Linked DNA regions of Mus musculus: region 1 is linked to region 2. Evidence: chromatin loops called from intact Hi-C (ENCODE). Cell type or tissue: heart. All regions are shown on one strand. Each heading gives the region's core, and the rest is flanking DNA. Links, peaks and the distances in the headings are about the cores only. Region 1 overlaps Dpysl2 (dihydropyrimidinase-like 2). Region 2 holds the start of Cdca2 (cell division cycle associated 2).

Evidence for each region. A loop is a pair of places that touch in the nucleus more often than their neighbours do. Peaks named below come from ENCODE experiments on the same cell type or tissue, not always from the same donor. Only the 100,000 strongest peaks of a DNase experiment are listed, where the experiment ranks them.
Region 1: a loop joins it to region 2, with 3 times the contacts of the local background. A loop is called at or near these places in 7 of 42 quality-filtered maps.

The regions. Positions count from the first base shown.
Region 1 is chr14:66,854,667-66,865,196 of GRCm38, forward strand. Dpysl2 (dihydropyrimidinase-like 2) reads right to left here. Exons shown (of 14, transcript NM_001378767.1): 2 at 10,416-10,504; 3 at 7,807-7,991. Among named protein-coding and RNA genes, the nearest start is that of Gm5464, 8.9 kb to the right of the region's middle. In heart, for the core only: a CTCF peak has its summit at 5,055; DNase peaks (open chromatin) are centred at 1,805, 3,655 and 4,035.
Region 2 is chr14:67,709,610-67,720,139 of GRCm38, forward strand. It overlaps Cdca2 (cell division cycle associated 2), which reads right to left and starts at 6,001. Exons shown (of 15, transcript NM_001110162.1): 1 at 5,615-6,001; 2 at 5,333-5,396; 3 at 5,074-5,247; 4 at 3,479-3,633. The coding sequence starts at 5,396. It overlaps Kctd9 (potassium channel tetramerisation domain containing 9), which reads left to right and starts at 6,489. Exons shown (of 12, transcript NM_001111028.1): 1 at 6,489-6,775. The coding sequence starts at 6,728. In heart, for the core only: a CTCF peak has its summit at 5,734; a DNase peak (open chromatin) is centred at 6,302; H3K4me3 peaks cover 5,225 bases; H3K27ac peaks cover 4,503 bases.

The DNA.
Region 1 (10,530 bases), core at 1,244-9,243, 860 kb before region 2:
TACATAAGCGTGAGAGAACAACCTAGCCATTCTCACAGATGTAAAATTGCTACCTGGAAAGACATTAGGATGGTGGCTTCCAAACGTCGAGTAAGTAGCACATGGGAAAACCAGCTCAGAGCTGGTTCTTGGTGCTCTCCTGATACTGCCTGTCACATGAAGCTCATCCTCTGAAGTGGCCAGTGAGTTCCTCCTAGCCACAAGAGCGGAGCTAGGACAGATCTCAATGGTTGCCCGGAGTACCCTGATTCTATGTCATTACCAAGATCATTTGATTCCTTGCACGCAGGCTCCCCACAAGCAAGGACTCCAGCTCTGACCTATCATTAGAGGGAGACTAGGTCATAAACACGACTCAGTCAATCTAAGACTGCAGAAACGCAGCACAACGGGTGGCCCACGGAGCTGGAGATGGCAGTCACCAAGCCAGCCAAGGTACTTCTGCCACGTGCTCCTCTTATCCCAGTTCCCACCCACTCACTTTCCCACTCACTCCCTATCCTAACCAGTGCTGGGGAAGGAGCCAAGTGAAACCTTTTAGACACCAAGGACAGCAAACTGAATCCGGAGGCTCCTTTCCAGTTGTTTCCCAAGATTCTTGAGGCACTGGCTATGCAAGCCACACCCCCAACCAGGCCATAGCAGTGAAGCCCCTCCTCTTGCAAAGAGAAGAGGGCAGAGCAGGAAACAGAGCCCAGAGGGAACCTCTGGCTTCTAGAGACCTGTGTGAACTTATATTCATTCAGTCCACTTCACCAGAAGATTCTGTGTCTGCAGTATTTAAAAAAAAAAAAAAACCACTCCCCAGGGGGTCTGAATGTGCAGTCAGACTCTTTAATTTTGTCCAGAGATCACTGCAAAATTCTCTTTGCTGGAGAGGCCTGGGCCACCACGACCCCACTTCAGGCAGCATCCGCTCTATCATTAGGGGAACATTCAGTCACATTGTAAAAGGGCTGCCTCCCAAATGGGTTAACCAGAAAGAACCCTAATCTCTACTCCCCAGAATCCCCCTTTATCATTAACCACGGCAGTGAGGCTGACTAATGGCAAAGAATCTGAATGAGTGGCTTCACCCAACAACGGCAGCAAATCTGAGACAGAGCCCTCAAAGCCCAAAGAAATAAGGGAAGAAGTAGAAAAAACAAAAACAAAACAAAACAAAACAAAACAAAAAACAAAACAAAAAAAAAAACTGGCTGCTCAAAGAGGTAAAGAACCGTAAGGGAGTGACTTAGGACAGAGCTATCAACCAGGAGGAAAACAACACATCTCCTGGCCCACCATGCCCCAAGGCACTCAGTTTTGTTTTTTAAGTATTATGTACCACTTATTGTCTGTGTGTGTGTGTGTGTGTGTGTGTGTGTGTGTATCCTGCATGAGCAGCTCTCTTTCTCTCTCTCTCCCTCTCTCTCTCTCTCTCTCTCTCTCTCTCTCTCTCTCTCTCTCTCTTTCTCTCTTTCTCTCCCCCCTTCCCTCCTTCCCTCCCTCCCTTCTAAAATCCTCAGGCCACTTCATTTGCTCTCTGCTTTGCGCTGATGGCTGAGTAGTTTCTTTCTCCTGCCACCATGCTTGCTTGCTGCCAGGCCTCACCGCTATAATGAACGCTTATTTCTCTGGGCCCATAAAACAAAATAAGCCGTTCCTCCTGTACGTTACACTGGTCATGGTATTTTATTATAGTGACTGAAAAGTCACCAATACAGAAGCCAGAGGAAGTGCTGTTCTCCTGCTGTTGTTCTTCTGGAGTTCACTCTCACTAACGGGACGGATGGAAAGTTCCCAACAGTCTGAAAACTCTGGGGAAAACTGGGGAGTTCTGGAAGCATCTCAGAGCTGAGACTCTCCCAGGTCTGTGTCAAGCCCCAGGAACAGAGCAGAGACTGGGATCCAGGAGGAGGGGGACGTTTCAGGAGATGGAGACCATCCCTTCCTAAGCCGGATTGATTGACCCTTAAGGCTATGTCTGCCAGCTCAAAAAGAGGATACAAGAGAGACAGCCAGGGCTCCTTCAAGAGAGAATCCATTGCAGACATGATTTCTGGACCATTGGGAAGACCTCTGCTCTCCTCCAGGACACGTCTCCCTATTGTCCTCAGCAACAGATAGCAAGTGATTGGCCCAGCCATGGACAAAACCTTCCAATCCAGCCACCCAATGACACCTGAGCAGGTCTAGAAAAGGCCTTCATGTCCTTAGGTGAATGGTGTGACTTAATCCATGTGAGGCTTGGGAGAGATAAGAAGCTGGGGGGTGGGGGTGGGGGTGGGCAGGGTGCACCCACTCGGACAGTCCATTGGATAGCGTGGCTTTTCTAAATCAGACCACAGGCAGATTCTGTGGTGACAACTTTAGTCCTGGACTTGGAAACTTCAGTGTGATGTGGTTGGGTGTTCTCTAAACACTTTCTAACCAGAGTCAAATGAGCCCTACAAAGGGAATAATCAAAGTATCTATTACAGACACAGCCAGCTTACACTGTGTGTTCACACGTAGGCTTGCCACTGGCGGGGAGCAAACCCGAATGCCACATGGATGAACAAATGACAAGCAACGGATGTACCACAGTGGCACTCCTGAGCCACGTCCTCTCAAGTTTCCTCCATCCACCAAGAGGCCTAGGACAAGCCCAAAGGGTCCAGCAGGGTCTCTAGGGTCATGTGACTTCTCCTACAGCTACAGTCCTCAGAAAGCAAGCTCTCTTTGCTATGCAGACCATCATGAGCACTTACCCAAGAACAGGTCAGGGAAAGAGCCTGCCTAGTCCACAACCACAGGCTTACACGCCTGAGCTCTGGGCTCTCCCCAACTGCTGGCAGAGCTGAGCATGGCACTGGTATTGGTGGTGGGTGGTTTGTGTGGCTAGAGCAGCCTCTGTCATCATAGTGAGCACAAGACAGGCGGGTGTCTTTGAAACACACCTGGCTCAGTCACACAGCATCACTCAAATCAAGGCTCCTTTGAGTTTTCTTTTATTTATTCAGCCAGCTAGCCAGCCAGCTCTCATCCATCCCTCTTAGCACTGACACTGGTTGGGTGGGAAACTTGAAAACAAAACAAAAGGTCTCAAAAGACACACCACAAGAAACTAAGTGTCACAAAGGATGAGATAAAAGCCCATCTTTTGCCAGGATTCAAAGAAGTTATAGACTGCAGGCAGAGGGCACCGATGCTGAACCTCAGAGGGAGTAAGGATTCTCATAGGCAGACGAGAGGACAATCAAGAAGTCAATGGGAGCCGGGCAGTGGTGATGCTTGCCTTTAATCCCAGTACTTGGGATGCAGAGGCAGGTGGATTTCTGAGTTCCAGGCCAGCCTGGTCTACAGCGGGAGATCCAGGACAGCCAGGGCTATACAGAGAAAGCCTGTCTCGAAAAACCAAAAAAAAAAAAAAAAAAAAAAAAACCATGGGAGTGGAGGCTGGGTAGCAGGTTAGCACCACATTGCAGATAACTTGGGTTGTGTTCTCTGAGGGGACCACTGAAGGATTCAGAGAAAAGAGACAGCAAGAGCAAAGCCTGGAGAGAAAGATTCCAGCCACAGAGGGCTGGGGTCAAACGACAGGAACAGAAAGCAAATGTGGAAATAGAGCAACATGCACTAGAACTCCTGAAGATCCAAGGAGACTCTGGGAACCAAGCCAGCGTAACCATGAGGCAGTGCTCTGGAATTGGGCACTGGAGACACAGCAGAGGAGTCACCGGGGTGCACTGTGCCCAGGTTCCACACCTCCAGGAAAAGCCTTGAACTTAGGTCAGCACAGTAACTTCTGTCCTTGGAGATTTGTCCTGAGAAGCCAGCACGGGCTTCGGAGAGCTCAACTGTGCTCTGTATTCACGTAGTAAATCTGATAAATCAACTAATCCCGGGTCCATTTTTTTTTCCTTTTATTTCATCTTACTGAACATGTGTGGACTTTTCTTGTCATCAAGTCCTGTGCTGGTTATTTTGTTGCAAACTTGACAACACAGAGTCCCCTGGGGAGACAGAACCTCAACTGGAGAATTGCCTCCATCAGATTGGCCTGTGGCCAATGATCAACGTGAGAGGGCCCCGCCCACTGTGGGCAGCACCATCCCTAAGCAGGCAGGCCTGGGCTGTATAAGAAAGTCAGTTAAGCGCGAGGCAGAAGGAGCAGTAAGCAGTATTCCCCCAGAGTTTCTGCTTGAGTTGCTGTCCTGACTTCTCTCGAAGATGGACTGTGACCTGGAAGCATAAGTTGACTTAAACCCTTTCCTCCACAAGATGCTTCTGGTCATCGTGTTTATCACAGCCACAGGAAAGCAAACTAGGACACACCCTGAAATAACACAGCTGGACAACAATTTCCTCCAGCATTTATATTGTTATCAGGCATTAGGAATAATTTAGAGGTTATTCCAAGTCTCCAGGAAGTTGTGTGTAGGAGACATGTAAATACTATGCCATTCTTACATAAGAGACTTGCGTGCTCTCAAATTTTAGTATCCTTGTGGGGGTCGTAGAACCAATCCCCATTTCTCTAAAGCAGCATTCCAGTCACCCACACAAGCAGCCACCTCCAGCCACCAACCACCACGACTGTGGGGCCAGTCTGGATGCCACCAGCTGATTATGTCTGGTGTCTCTGCCCACCCATCCCTGGACAGAAAGGGCAAAGGGCACCCTACCACCCTCCTCTGGGTCCCTCACAAAGGTCCCATTGTGTAAAGCCCAAGAGGAGCTTGGCTTTATGGTAATGACATGTTCTGCTAGTAATCTGGTGATATGTCACCTTCTTTACACTGTAACATTCGGCTGCATCTTCTTCAGCAAGTAGAGCCTTGCCAGATGGAAACAGAGCCTCCAGGGACAGAAAAACCAAAGCCAGCAAGGAGAGAGGTGAAGATTCACCCCCCTGTGCAGCTGACAGGGATTAGAGGAGGTGAGAGGAGGAGAGGGAGACGGGGTGGGCAGTCTTTGTAGCAGTTCACCCAGCTGCCGTTTCTACAACAGCCAGAGGCTCATCAACTGAAAACACCCAAAGCCTTCCCTTCTGGCTCAATGTGTATCCAGGAAGCTAGGGGGCTCTTTAAAGAAGTGTGCCCTGAGTTCCTTGAAGCTATGCCCCTGCCCTGCAGAGCAAGCTTTGGCCACACACTTAAGCCAAGAAGAATGTATGTGCACCCAGCAAGCAGAATACAGGGGAAATAATCTCGATTTCTCACCTGCACATTACAGCTCCTCTCCAGGGGAAAGGCAGTGGGCTGCTGAGTATCCTGTCCTCATCAGCAACCATGATGAAGTTTTTCATGAGTCACTGGCATTTTTTCACAAACTACAAAATTTGACAGAGGCTGGGTGTGACAGCTCGGAGCACACCATATCACCTGATTACCCTCTGTCTTTCCCTTTCCACCTTTCATAAGGTGTGGCTCTACCCAGGTTTTACAACCTGTGATTCAAACTCAGGACCTCAAATATGCAAGTTCTACTGCTGAGAGATAGGCTTGGCCCTTGTTCCATGAGGTTGTTCGTTCATCTGTTCGTTCATCGAGCCCCCTTGCTATTAAGCCAAATGGACTGCATCTTAAACCCAAACTGGCGCTATCACATGCCATACCAAAAGACAGAGCCAGCTGTTGTGCCCTCTCCCCATAGTGATCATCGTAAGGGACGGTGCCTCCACCCAGGGAAGGAATGAGAAGCCCACAGGTACTGAGTAAGGGAGTGAGACGGCCAAAGGGACGTCAGGGTAGCAAGAAGGGATATGGCCTGCAGCAGGGGAGGGATGGGAAGGCACAAGTTCCAGCAGACTGGAGCTGAAGCTCAGACCAAGTGCAAGGAGTGAAGGAGCAATGGCAGAGACAGGAGGAAGTGATAGGTAATGCATGCCAGGCCCTCCTCTGGCTTCCCAATAAGTCTGAGAGGAAACAAGCCCTTCTGCACCTGCAGAACAAAGTACAGGTGGCTACAGGAAAATAGATACATAATTATGTTTATATATATTTATATATAGCTTATATATAAATAAGTATATTTATATAAATATATTTGCATATATGTATATATGAGTGTGTATATGTATATATGTGTGTGTGTGCGTGTGTGTATATGTGTGTGTATATATATATATATTGCATTGTTAAGTGTGGGAATGAGAAGAAAGTATTAGCTATGTAAATACTTACTGTACAGATGAGATCTAATGCCCAGCAAGTTCATGCTGAGAAGAGACCAGATCCCTAGACTCCTGATTCCTAGTGAAGGGTACTTTCCTGTCACAGAGGCATGGCAATGCTTATTGTAACCGACCACTCCCTGGGAAAATGTTGTCTGTGGAATGCTAATCCACAGAGGCCACAGCACAGGCCTCCTTGGTGTCCACTTCAACTCAAGGCTGGTTACCACCCTGATTTGGCCTTTCTATCTGATATTAGAGTGGTCTGGATTTCTTTTGGTTCACTCAGAAAAAAAAAATGGGGAGGGATCAGGAAGTGACCGCTCAGTCAGTGGGATGCCAAGAAGCCAAAGAGACCAGCAAGCCAAGATGGGGCTATCCATGAAAGGCTCTCCCAAGAACGTCACTCCCAAGGCAGAGCGGCAAGAACCACCCCTGGAGGATCTGTCTGGGAACAGAGGGCTGTCCCCAACACTTCAGACTGAAAACCAGGATGATAGGAACAACAGGGAGCTGGTTCTAATTTAAAATGCAGGAGCCACAGGACATTACGCCTCTGGTTTCAGGAAAATGATGAGACCCCCAAAGCCACAGTCATCACTGAAAAAACACCCAGGAAGACAGGCCTCAAAAAGCACAAACTGTGGGGCTCTTTCAGTGTTGGTCCCAACCCCGCTAAACTTTCCCTCCATGACACAGAGAACTGACAACGTCAGTTCTTTCTTTGGACGTCTTTGGACAACGTCCCTTTCTAACAAAGGACTCTGCTAGGCCACTGTGCAGCTCCTTCACCTCCCCCAGCCCACCAGTCAAAAGGCTTGCTGGACTCAAACCACTCACAAGCAAGCTCTGAACACAGCTGCCTTGTCTGGCGAATACACTTTAGACTTGGTTGAATCAAGAACACAAAACCCTGAGAGGGACGCCATAAAAGCACACCACTGTGGGTGCCTACAGCTTTCCTATCTCACAGACAAAGCATATCAGTGGGTCTTGTTCCCAGCACAGTAGCCCATCTCATTCAGTGTCCAGAGCAGAATAGAATAGTACTCCCTTGATGGACCTCCCTGTCATTGGAATAGAGGTTTCAGTCGAACACGCCATTGCGTCTGAGTGTGGTGGCATATGCCTATCACCCCAGCATTTGGGAGGCAGGGACATGAAGATCAGGAACAAACCTCAGGTATAATACAGAGGGATTGAGGCCAGCCTGGGCTACTTAAGACCTTGTCTGAAAAAAAAAAAGAAAAAGAAAAAACAAACAAACAAAAGAAAAAAAAAAACAGAAAATTCTTCCCTATTCTATCTTCATTCTGAGAAGAATCCTTATAAGTTTTATAATCTAATATTTATGACTTCAAATGCCATACTTTCATAACCCAGACACATTTTGAGGTCAAGGAGGACAAAAGTGTCAAAGACAATCAAGCAGCTAGGCCTCCTCTCATCCTCTACCTTTTCGTAGAAGCTCACCATCACGTTCAACTGCAGGAACAAAGCTTAGGAGAAAGTAAGGCTAAGGAAATAAAGACAGTTCACTCTCTGTGGTCTCCTTATTGGGTAGATCAAACCTCTGCTCCGTTCACCCAAGGGAAGATTCTAGTGTCACAGGCTCATTTTCAGACTGCCCTGAATCCAGGTTAAAACTGATGGCGCCCAAGTCTTACTGATCATGGTGGTTCCCCCGGCCAGGGCCGCCTTGGTTCCCTGGAAGAAGTCATCAGCGGATGTCATTCCCTGGTCAGGCATCTGGAAGCGAGTATGCACGTCAATCCCTCCGGGAATCACCATTCTGGAGTGGGCTTCGATGGTCTTCACCCCTCCTGGTACAATCAGGTTTTCTCCTATTTGCCTAAGAAAGCAGAGTTGGTGAGAGAGAGGTGCCAGGGAAATGTGGAACCAAATTGGATCTGACAATCTGTTTTCATTAAACTGTAAGCATACCTTCCCTGCACGACGAGTGCTTTTTGGGTTGTTACTCTAATCTTTCATGGGAGCCCCCGCCCACTCCTCATCCTCATTCTCACCTTCATGCAGAATGAACTAGGAAGCTAGGCACAGGGGCTCATATAATCCCAGCGCTTGAAAGGCTGACATGAGAATTATATCTAGTTCAAGGTCAGCCTTGGCTACAGAGTGAGTTCCTAGCCCACCTGGACTAAACCCAACGGTAACTTACACGAGGCAGCAAATTCCCCATTCAATGCCAAGTTATCAGAAACCTCTAAGATTGAATAATGACAAAGCCCCAAAACACTTGCATAACATTCGCTCCGCCATCTCCCGACAACCCCCATTCGGCTAGTTTTCCAATAACAACTCACTCTAGAGCTGACTCTCTCTCCCAACATCTGTTTGCCCTATTTTTCCTTTTCAATGTGGGAAAAATGGAGGTGGTAGAGTGGATAGAGAGAGAGAGAGCAAAAGCAAAAAAAAAAAAAAAAAGGAAAAAGTAAACACTGTAATTCCAGCAACTACAATGTGGAAAGCAGGTGCTCATGGACTCAGATAAAGGTAAGAAAACAAACATCCATGGTGGCGGTGCTGGGGACGCTCATCATACCCACTGGGGGAAGGGGGGCTTGTGGCGGCTCTTTCTGTTTGTGAGGTTTTTGTGTGTTGTGTTGTATCTGAGATAGTGTCTCTCTCAGAGCCCTGGCTGCCCTAGAACTCACTATGTAGACCAAGTTAATCTCAAACTCAGAGAACAGCCTGCCTATACCTCCGAAGATGTGGGATTGAAAAGTGTGTGCTACCACACCCGGCTGTAGAGTTTTATCCTTGAGACAAGATCTCCTCATCCTATTAAAAAAAAAAATTTTTTTTTTTAATTTTACTACATCTTTCCACCAATTTTTAAAAAGAAGAATGAATAAAGGAAGAGCTGAATTTCTCAGACAAGTGAACTATCCTAAAAATAGTATCATCAGGCTGTTCCATTCCAAGCCAGTGTCCTTCAGCCAGACCCATCACACTCTCCTATGACTGGGATGCCAAAGGAATAAGAAAGTCATAGCCTGTGATTGCTCAAAGCTGGGACTGTTACAGACAAACACACATGGAGAAAGCATTAGCTATGGAAACACTAAGATCCATTTTGGCTTCCTAAGTCAGGATATGAGCTTCCAAGCAATCAGAGCCTGTCCAGCTCGCCCTTCTCCAGGCTCACTTGCTGCTGGAGTTTGATGAACACTGCTTATTTACAAGATGTCATTCCCTGTGATGTTTGTCTTTGAGCAGATGTGCTCTCTCTCTCTCCAGAGCCTGTGAGCTGTCCCCAGAGGAAAGGCATGAAGATATTGTTGTACACTGTTCAATTAACCCTCCAGAGTCCCAAAATACCCAAACTCAGAACCCAGTGCACAAGCAACACAGAGTGGTCTTATCTGTGCTAGGAACCACTTCAAGAATTGAACCTTAGGGCCGGAGAGATGGCTCAAGGATTAAGATCACTTGCTTCTCTTCCAAAGGACATAGGTTCAATTCCCCACACCCACAAGGTGGCTCACAACCATCCTGTTTCACAGGATCCAATGCCCTCTTCTGACTTTCAAGGGCACAACAGGCACACCCATGGTGCACATACATACACAGAAGCAACATATTCATATACATGAAATAAATCTACAAGAAATTTTTTTAAACAAATAAAGAAATGAAATCTAAAATCCTTCTAAGATTAGGCAGTCATTTGTCTGAGGTGCTGGTAATTAACTCAGTGTCCTGTGGCCCTTCCTGACTAAGCAAGCAGATACACATCTTAACAGGACAGGCTGCAGCTGCATTCCACATTTATGTCCTATGCCTGAGTACTCCATCCCAAATAACTGCAGTGTAGCCTATCACAAACCAAGTATATGAACTGGCAACAGGGGGACGCTGGGTCACCTCTGTTAAAAATAGTAGATTACATAATACATGGGTGTTTGTGTGTGCTGTGACTTCGAATTCCCCGAATCTGAATCTCCAAATTTATTAATTACCACCAATAAAAACAAGCTTAAAATATGCTAAATTGGTCACTTTTTGGTTCTTGGCAGTGCCTGACTGATGCCAGATGCACATTCTACCAATGTTACAACATTCCCAGCCCAAGCTCAGTGACTCTTGGAGTCATTAAAGCTTGAGACTACTACATGAAAGAAGTGGAAGCTTAGGAACACTGGGAAGGGGGGGGGGGAATGCATGTATATATACACATACATACACACACACACACACACACACACACACACACACATACACACACCTCCACATAGCAATGAATCGTACTTACTTGATCAACCCATCTTCCATGTATATGTCTGCATAGAAGGACTGGTCATCATTCACAATCTTGCCACCTTTGATCAGAAGACGATCGCTCTGTAACAGAGAGGGGAACCAAGTCA
Region 2 (10,530 bases), core at 1,439-9,438:
CCTGACTGTGGATACAATGTGACCTCAAGTGACCTCCACCATGCCATTACGATTAGGATGGATTGTACTCTAAAACTGGGAACCAGAAAAAAACCTCAATTCTTAAGCAGTTTCTCCCATGTGTTTTGTGACAGCAAAAAGAGCGATAACTAGAGTATGAGCTAGAGTATGCTTGAAACACTTCACTCAGTACACAGGCAGCGGCTGTCTAGGGCTGGAGCTCTAGGGACCTCTGGGCTGCAGACATTTTAGAATCATCAGCACATAGATGGTCCTCAAAGCAAAGAGCAGGAGACATCTTGGCACACCAGCACTTCTGAGGGGAAAAACTGGGAGGAATCAGTGAACGAAACCGAAATAACCAGTGACACAAGAAGAAATCTGGACCACTGTGCAATCCTGTGATCCAAATGAGAAAGTGTCTCTCTCAATGCTACCAAACACAGCCAAAGCCACTGGAAGGCCAAGCAAGGATATAGTGGCTGGCAAGAGCAAGAGAATGGCAGGGAACTGGGCATGGTGGCATATGCCTGTCATCACAGCAACTGTGAGTTTGAGGCAGGAGGGCTGGGTTCCAAACAAGCCCAAACGATCTTCAACTTTGTCTTGGGTATCCCCACAAAAGGAAAGGATGGCAAGGAGGGAAATGGGATGACTCCAAGCAGACAGGTAGATGTAGTCTGGCAGAGATGGGGCATTGAAAAGCAATGTGGTGATTTGAATGAGAAACGTTTCCCACTGGCTTAGGTATTTGAACTTGGTCCCCAGCTGGTGGCACAGTTTGGAGAACTTAGGAACTTTTAGGAGGTGCAACCCTGCTGTGAAGGACAGGAGTTGAAGCAGCTTTGAGAGCTTAGAGCCTTCCCAGGTTCAAGTTTGCCTTCTCTGTCCTCTATATGTGAATAAAAATATGATCACTTAGCCACTATGACTCCCCCATTATGGACTCACTCTCTGGAATCCTAAGCTAAAATAAACCCCCTTTTCCTTAAGCTGCCTTGATCATGGTAGTTTACCAGAGCAACAAAAAGTAACAAACCCAGAGATGGAGAACAGTGATCAGTACCCCAAAGGAAAAGAGCGTAAGCTAACTGCAAAAGAAAATCCAGCTCAAAATAGCACAGGGCCATAATAATACAGCCGAGTAGATGCTAATATAACCAAGCGACTGGGAGCTGGAGAGAAAGGGAAGCACGAGCAGAAAGGGGGCCACTCCTGCACTTTCCATTGTGGGAAGCTGACAGCCAGCACAGAAGCAAACGGTAACAGAATCTGTTATTAAGACACGCAGGGGTGCTAGAGAGATGGTGCAGTACTGGCTGCCCTTGCAGAAGTGCCTGGCACTTAATGGCAGACAGACCTCACACCCTATCACTCCAGTTGCAAGTGCTTTGATTCCCTTTCCTGACTTTTTTTGGCACTACACACATGTGGTACACAAGCATTCATTTTATTTTTCAAATAACGTCTTCAAATAGAGAAAATCGGGGGATAGGGAGCTGGTTCAGTGAGTAAAGCGCTTGCAACACAGGCACGAGGCCCTGAGTTCAGACACCCTACCCACATGCAAAGCTAGGGATGACAGCACATGTCTATAACCCCAGAGCTGAAGGGGGTCATACAAGCATATTCTAGAGACCTGCTGGCTAGCCTGTGTAACCAAGATGGCAAGCCTCAGGTTTAGTAAAGAGTCTACCTCAAAAACAAAGTGGAGCTACCCGATATCCGCACATCTGCACTCGGACCCACATACACAAAAATGAATCTATCAGCCTACACTGCAATGTGGGACATCTTTTACCTATTAGGTTTTGTAACCACAGGCACTGATCATTTGGGAAATACTCACTTTCGTGCTATTCACATTTCCTAAAAAGTGGCTCATTTTAGGCAATATCAAAGTATTTTACAGTATACCCACTGATCACTCAGGAAGTTGTCGAGTGCACAGTTGTGGGTACGCGCTGGAGCAGGTCTCGTGCTCTGTGCATAAAGATGCTGGTTTCTGTGTCCTGAGAACTAGTTACAGGGAGAACACAGGCGCTGTGCTGAATCCTCAAGAGCCTCCTATATCAAAGCACGCTCCTACATGTAAAGCACGCTCCCCAGTGACCCTGGGCTAATAAAAGGCTGGAGCCCCCATCCTAGCCAGGGGCCAAAGGGAGAGCTGCCGAGAGAAAGCGTTGGCCTCAGGCAGGTGAGGGTCCAGGAAGAGAGGAAGGACCACGAGGAGAAAAGGCATTGAGAAACCATGTGAGGTCACCAGGAGGGTTCAACTCGAGGACACACACAGGGCAGAGCAAGGCAGGCTAGACTCAAACTGCAAGTGACATAGGGCCTGCAGCTGGGATGTAGGTTAGAACTTCAGAGCCTGCTCAGTGTGGGCTTACAGCTTGTTAATAAAAATACCAGGTGTCTGTGTCTTTTATTTGGGAGCTATACGGGCTAAACTGGGTGTAGAGACACCCTGCAGATACCTGGGAGCACAGAAACACCGCCCCCTCTTCCCCAATACATGTTTTCTAAAATCTTAATTTTCTCTTAAAAATGCAACCCTCCATACTGGTAAGCCATCGTTCAATTTCTGTGGTACATTCACTGTCTATGTAATTCATAAGCCTGGCAAAGCACAATTTTTCTATCAGTTGCTCCATCAAGTGAAAATGATGTTCTGTGAAAAAGCAGCCAGGTCAGCCACACAACTCAATCACACACATTCCTAGAAACTTCTGAAATGCTTGATGCAGACTTTTCACTTCATTCCATACAATAATTGAGGAATGGGATATAGCAGTGAAGTTCATCATTTTTAATGCTTCAAAGACATTTGAGAAACTAAAACTATTTTCCCTGAATGCCTGCCTAGTATTTAGTAAAATTAAAAGAGCAGTTTGACCTTCCAAAAGGGACTCAAGAAAACCCCAAGGTTTTGTTTTATTACCGAGCAGGAGATTGCACAGACCACATTGCAAAGCAGGAGGAGGAAGTGGAAACAATACAAGTGAATGGCTCTAGAGTAAGAAGGCCAGTGTCCCGATAGTTCCCTCTGAGCAGTGGGGCCTGTAAGTCTTTAACTATTTCGCCTGCTAGGGCACGCATGAGTTTGATAACATCTGAAAAACAGGAGCTGAATGCACCAGAAGACAAGCCGTTTGTTTCCTTTTCTCCTCTGCCCAGCCAGTAGTTATGAAAACACTGCAAATAGAGAAAAGCCTCAAGAAGAAAAATACCCCGGGGAGGGGAGCTTTCCCCATTCTATGAAAATTTTACAAAACAGAAAGCCCCTCCGGAAAGTCATTTCTGTAAAGGCCTGCTAAATCTTATTATAGCCACACACCCAGCAAGCAAGTTACCTGCAGTCCCTGCCAGACAGGGAAAGTAGTCCCCCCCAGGGGGGGAAAGCAGAACCCTTGAGCAGAGTAAAACCATTTCCTTCACAAGACCCACGAGCGCGCACACCAGGCCAGAGGAAGCATACCTCGAAGTGGGGCTCTCGTGCCAACGGAGAGAGCACAGCCTTCTTTAGGTTTCGCTGCTGGGCAATGAATCGGATCAGGCAATTGGTTTCTGGAGAGCCCCGCACACCAACAGTGGAGCGGCGCCTGGCCTTCTGAAGGGAAGATGTTGACTTTCCTGCAAGTCAGAACGGAACATGGCAATGGTCAGAAGCTGGGGCTTGTGCTGGCGACGGGTCACCACAAGTGAGAAAACAGAGTCTGCACTTGTCACAGAGAACTAAGAACTACTGGCAGGGCAGTTCATGTAGAAACATCTGGACTGACTGCCACTTGACCCCCAATTCGTGTTTCTAGATCAGCACTTGGCACACAGAAGGCCACAAGCAGTTACTTCGTCTTCACTTGTGCCCCATATCCCCGATACAGAGAAGTCAGAGGTAACAGCTTGAAGCTAAGAATCTCTCCTTGTTTATAGGTACAACCATGCACAGTTGAAACTACAGTATGCTGTGGCTTTGCTCACTGTAGCCATCCAAGCTCTGAAACTATCACATGGGAACAGTTTAAAGCGATCTACGAACTGGAAGCATACCATTGCAAGCAGTGCACAGCCACTGTCTAACAACATCCAGCCCAGGACATGAATCGTCCTCTGAGTACAGTACTTATGCTGGGCATGCTGCACACTTAGTCACTCCCTCGAAATATTTTACTTTGGCCTCAAGAGCAGTGAGGCTAGCAATTCAGCTAAGCTTAGAAGTGCTTCCTGTAAGGGCCCATAAGGGATCTAAGTAGAGAGAGAATAGTTTGCAACGGTTAAGCTTGATTCTAAACGCATCTAGCTTGAGGGCATCTCGGAGAGGGTGTGCTTCTGAGAGCCTGTCCACAGATGAGTAGGCCACATCTCTTACTGTGGCTAATTTATAAATTCATAGTTTCAGTCCTAAAAACTCATGGTGGCCCTTGGAACAGAGTCCCGATGTGGGTTAGGGCTGGTGAGACCCAGCTATACCCTGCTCTTATTTTTTTCAAAATTCTTCTACTCTGGAATAAGCTACTTCTTCACCCTCAGCACGCCACCCTGAATTCTGCTCACACCTAAGCACACGAAAACGGACCCAGTCTTTTATGTGATAATTCTGAGCGGTAGAGAATGAGTGTCACTCTGGCTTCGCCTAGCTCACGGTGTGATTGGCTTCCAGTCTCGTTATCCTTCTTTATAATTGCTATTCTACAACCCAAAAGAACCCTAGCCCTAGATTTACTTCTCCATTGGGAATTTCATTCCTGAAGCTAAAGAAAATCATTATCTGGGTCAATTTTCTGTTTGGGATTTTTGAATGAGGCACACGGCCTTGTCACTTTTACCGGTTCTCAACTACCTTTCAATGCCCTCTGATTTTCATACACACTGTTTTCTAGGGTGCACACAAAGCACAACTGATTCAGAAACATTGCTCTATTTGCTGAGCTGTGCCGAACAAGCAAGTCTGCAGGGTCAGCATAAATACACACAGAAGGAGTGTCAGGCAGTACAGACATGTATAATTGGGGCCTACTACAGTTACTGTTAAATTTGAAAAAAAAAACTATGCAATCCAAGAACTTCTCTTACCGGAAGAGGTCTTAACAAAGCTTTCAGGTGTAATTCCCAACTGCTCTACGGTTACTGTGGTGAAGTCCAAAGGTGACTTAAAGGTATCAGGGGTGCAAAGATTAGGAGTCGCATCTGCTACATGCTTCTGAGGAGTCACAAACGGTTCAGTTCCCAATCTAAAAACGTCATTTTCTGAAAACGGACAGCACATTGGGGGTGTTAATACATCAAAACACTCAAATCTTCCATCTAACGAGGGCAACAGGTCACCACATACCAGAATTATTAAGGACACACTCCTTGGATTCAGAGAGAGGCTTGTCGTGTGAACTCGCATCCATCTAAAAGATGAGGAAGTTAGAGAAAAAAATGTGAAAAATAACCTCACTATAAGCCAAAAACAATGTGACAGAACTCTAAGGCAATCAATACCAGGGGACCACAGGCTGGGGCGTTCTGATTAAAGAAACGGCGGGAGGTACTATTGACTAAACAAAGCGGACCGAACTGATTTATCAGGGCTTTGCATCCCTGAACCCCGGCCGGATAGCAGGCCTACCTCTCCCGCCCAGGACCCTGCGCGTTCCCTCGGACGACTACGACAAGCGTCGCGGAGGCTCCGTTTCAGAGAGCACCAGAGGCCGGGGAAGGGAGCCGGGCTGGCCTCCTGCCGGCCGCTGCACACCAGACACACCACGTCCGGCCGAAGCGGTCAAGCTTCACTTGCCCGCCAGCAAATTCAAACCGCGGCCACGCCCCCGCGGAGGGATACCCACGAGCCGTGGACCACGTGTGACGTGGGTACCGCTCCCTCCGGGCCTCACCCTCGTGCTTTCGAACGGCGCAGGGAGACCTCCGTGGATCCCGGAAAAAACACGGCCAGCCCTAAATGACCCTGGCGAGACAGAGCTGCAGCAAAAAGGTGTCCTGGGGTCTACCAGTGAGTTCCGCGGAGCAACACTTCAAATGCCACCCCAAACCTTGGATTGGCTGCTGGAAACTTCGAAAATGAATCACTAGACCAATCGAGACAGAACCGCCGGATGGCTAGTTTACCCTATTAGCCAATCCCGATACCAACCGTTACCTCGGTGGGTGGGTACAGTAGAAGGGGCAAAAGCCTAGCGAGGAGCTGATTGGTCTATGGGACTTCGGCGTCCCGCCTCTTCCTTAGACCCAGTCTCTTTATGCAAATGAGCACTCCTACACTCCAACGTGCGCCTGCTCAGTAACGCTTAGAGCGGCCCTTTGCCCAGTAGGTTCTTCTCTGATTCGCTGATACTCCATTCCGTCAACCAGCCCTCAGCCTCTCTTTCCTTCCACCGCCGTCTAGTGTTACTCTGAGCCCACCCCCCAGCCGGACTCTGATTGGCTAAATACTGGCCGGTACAGCGTGTTGATTGGCGCAGCTCAGCGTCGGTCTGGGCGCGGTTGGGGGGAAGGGCCGCTAGCAGGCTGAGGAGCCTAGGGGCGGGGTGGGAAGGAGGATCGGCCAACCCCGGGGTGTGGGACTGAGGGTGCGTGCGTGAGGAGTGTGGGGCCGACCAGGAAGGTGGCGAAGGGCGGAGAGTCCGGGTGGGAGGCGGGAGGGGTCTCGCGGGCGCGGAGCGCGGCGGGTGGCGGGCCGGGAGCGAGGGTGGCGGCTCCCTCAGGACCCGGCGCGGGCGGCGCGATGCGGCGGGTCACGCTGTTCTTGAACGGCAGCCCGAGCAACGGCAAGGTAAGCGGTAGCGGGGGCGCGACCCGGGGACCCCCGCAGCCTCCGACAGCCCGGGGCTGCTCTGCCGGCGGGGCTCCGAGGCGCCACTGTCACCTGAGCAGCTGGCCGAGGTCCCCTCCCACCTTCCCGCTGCGCCTTCCTGTCCTTATCGGTGCTGAGTAATGCTCTGCCCGGGGAGGAGGCAGTGATCATGGAGGCGGGTGACCCTGGCCAGGTCGGGAGAAGAAAACTCCAGGGGACAGTCGAGTGACATCCTCAGAATGTGGACCTGGTCTGAACCACTTTCCTTCTCTCTCAAGGTGCCCCGGGCCCCTTGCCCCGCCACCGTGCAAACTTTTATACATGTTTTACTGTGCCGCCTTGTTTTTGATTCCTTAGAGGACAGTGACAGCAGACCTTCGGAATGACTTGATTTGACAGTAGCCTTAGCTGCATTTAGGCCTCTGTGGAGGGCGTGGTGCTAAATATTTTTCCGATGTTGCAGCTGCCTCTTGCCCCACCCTTGAAAGTTATTCTTTGGAAAATGTTGGCTGTTTCTGGCGGACTAGTAATGTGTGGTTAAATGACTGCCCCACACATACCTAAGCCTGATTAAAGTCTCAAAAGTAATGAACCCTTTTAAAGTTTCAGTTCAAGGTACATTGGCTCCACTCTGTAATTGACCAGAATACTCTGATTGCCCCGCGTATACATAGCAGAACTAACTATTCAAGGGCATTAAAGTGGTGCGGGGGAAGGGGGTGATGAGGGGTAGGGGAGCGATGTCCTTCAACCACTCTGCAGTTTTGAATAAACAGATTCTGGAAATCTGATCCACAGTGGGGTTTGTGCTCTGCGATTTTATTTTCTTAAAGATTGGATATTCACACAAAAATAGTAGCCACATAAGCTCAGCCAGTGCTTCAGAAATACAGGCTAAAAAGGCTGTCACTTCTGATCATCAGCTGTTCCTGGGCCACGCTGTAGTTGGCTAGTAGACTGTGTCGGTTTTTATTGAGAGATTTAGTGTGCCCAGTGTTAACAGTCGTATTGATAAGCACTTTTCACCAGTGTCGACTCTTGTGTGACTCCCTGAAGTCGAAGTGATCAGAGTTCCTCATAAGTGCTCAGCTCTGCTCTAAATCTCTTCTGAGTTCACTGTATGCTATTGTCACTGTAAAACTGAGTGGCTTGCTCTGGGTATATTATTTAAATTTTTAAAAACTTTGGTTTTGTCTGTGAGTTTCCAGGTTAATTTTATTTACTTAGTAAAAAAATGTTGAGAATCTCCGAAGATTGGGGAAAGTACTTCTCAAATGAGTATGGGCACATATGCATTACAATGATCATAGGACTGAGCCGAAGAATATTAACATTTAATATTTTTAAAAAAACTATGTCCCACCATGTCCTAAGCTAGAGAACATGTTGCAAGGCTGTTTCCTCTCCTTTCAGAAGGTGGAAATAATACTAAAATGACTTTTATTTGAAAAGATCACAATACATACCACCTGCATTTATGTATGTGGATATGTAGTGTATGCATAGTCCCTATATCTAATCAGGACTGGCATAAACATGACATGGACGCTCGTTAAAATATTCCCAAATGCAGTGCTACTCTGAGATAGTTTGGTTTCCTGTCTCTAAAGTAGAATATATCATTTAGCTTGTCTCTTTACTTACCTGGTGTCTATTTTTAATGCCCTAGTCAGGAGAATAAGTTTTTTGAATGCTTGGCTTTGTGGCCTTTGGGCTATGGGCTGTGATATAGAAAGGCACAGATTTCATCACCATACATCAAGTTACCAACATGCACTTTTGATTTGTGTAACTGATTCGTGCTTTTAATGTTGATGAAAGAGCTGATATTTTCTAAATGAAATGAGAATACCGTGGAAGGTGTAAGATGACCCTTGGGGCTTTATGGAGGAGTGTGTGTGTTGTTGGTTTTTTTTTTAATTTGAAAACAAAATAATTTTAAAAAACAACAACAACTTGGCTTTTCTAATCTGGAAAAGCATGGGAGCCTCTAGTTACTGAACTTGTCAAGCTGGTCTTGTTTTCTTCCACAACAGAGGTCTCCAGATGTAAATAGGTCGATAGCCAACAGCTTACTTAGCAGTTGGTTCTCGTTGACATACAATGTATAGAAGAAGCCTGTAAGTATAGAAGTTTACATCAGGGAGTCTTAATTAAATTAGCCATCAACTAAGTGCTAAGTGACTTTAAAACCTCAAAGAAACTGCAGATTGAAGCCGGTATTAATTATGCAAGCACAGTAAACCCTGAGAAAGCGGCAAAGCTGCTGCTTTTCCTAGCATCAGCAGTAAAGTTAAAAAATAAAAGGATCTCACAAGCCAACGAATGGCATGTTTTAAGAAAAGTCTTTGCTTAATAACTGCTATAATCAGCTTCTTCCTTCGGGTATATTGTTCTTTGAACTATTAGCCCGTGGTCTGCTGAGGTCATCCTCGTCATGACAGGCCATGACCAAGACATGAAAAGTCTTTTCCTGTACATGCAGGCAAAGGTCTTGGATTTTTTTTTTTTCCTTCGCCTTAGTTTTTAAAAACCTTTGGGATTCTGGAGAGGACTCAGGGGTTAATAGTACTGCATAGGCCGCAAGTGTGAGGAGCGGAGTTGGGATCCTAAAAAGCAAATATTGGGTAGATATATGCAGCAGTCCACCTGTAACCCCAGGCCCTGAAGGCAAAGATGAGGGGTCCCAGGAAGAAGCTGCTCTCTATGCTGACCATGTTGGCAACTCCGGGATGAGTGGAGAAACTGCCTCAGTGAATAAGGTACAGAACAATGGAAGAAGGCTCTTCAAATCAACCTTGGGCTTCAACATGAATGTGCACACAGGTTCATGCACACGAACACACACATGTGCCTACACACAGTCAAACACACCCATGGAAAAGAATGAAAACCTTCATTGTTTAAAGGAAATCTTATATTTAGCAGAATCTCACTAAATTTAATGATAAATATTTAAAAGATTCTTGCTGGCCAGTTTGTAGTCTGAGTAAATAAAAGTCCTCATATTATTTAGGAGACCATTCCTGATGGTGGCACACAGTTTACAATTAAATAAATATACAATTGATTGACCTCAAGCCCAGAAACATTCTACTGATGGGCTTTTGAAGATTATACTCCCAAAACATTTGATGTGCTTGAATTATGGGGGAGGAGGGAGCTGATATTGGCTCCAGAAAGGTCAGCTATGTCTTTCATCTTTTCTCTATATGCCTTCCAGTTTCCTTTAATCTCTTTAATAGTCCCTGTAAATGTTAGTATTAAGAATATATAATAAAGATCCAGACATCTAAATAAAACGTGTGGTTCTGAGCAACCTTGTTTTGGTGCCATCAATAATGAGTTGGGCAAATTATAGGCTTTTTGTATGCAGTATTCATTCAGCTACCACTTAAGAAGTACTGTGTGTGTGTGGACCTCCATGCCAAATACTACAGACACAGTAGGCAAGGAAATACCTGTGTTCTGGACTGATGTTTGCATTCTTAGTCCAGGAAATCACTTTTCTTCTAACTTGGTATTAGGTCAGAACTATGTTGTTGGTATCATATATTCAGACTTGAACTCACTATATTATTAGAGGTGAAAATATGACTCATGGAATCTGACCTTTAGTAAGAGCTTTATGTTCTTTCAGGTTGTTTGTTCTTTAATATATTTGATGTATATAGAAGATTGCAATACAAAATATTGATGGTACATCAAAACAAAAGGAAAATACTAAAAGCCAT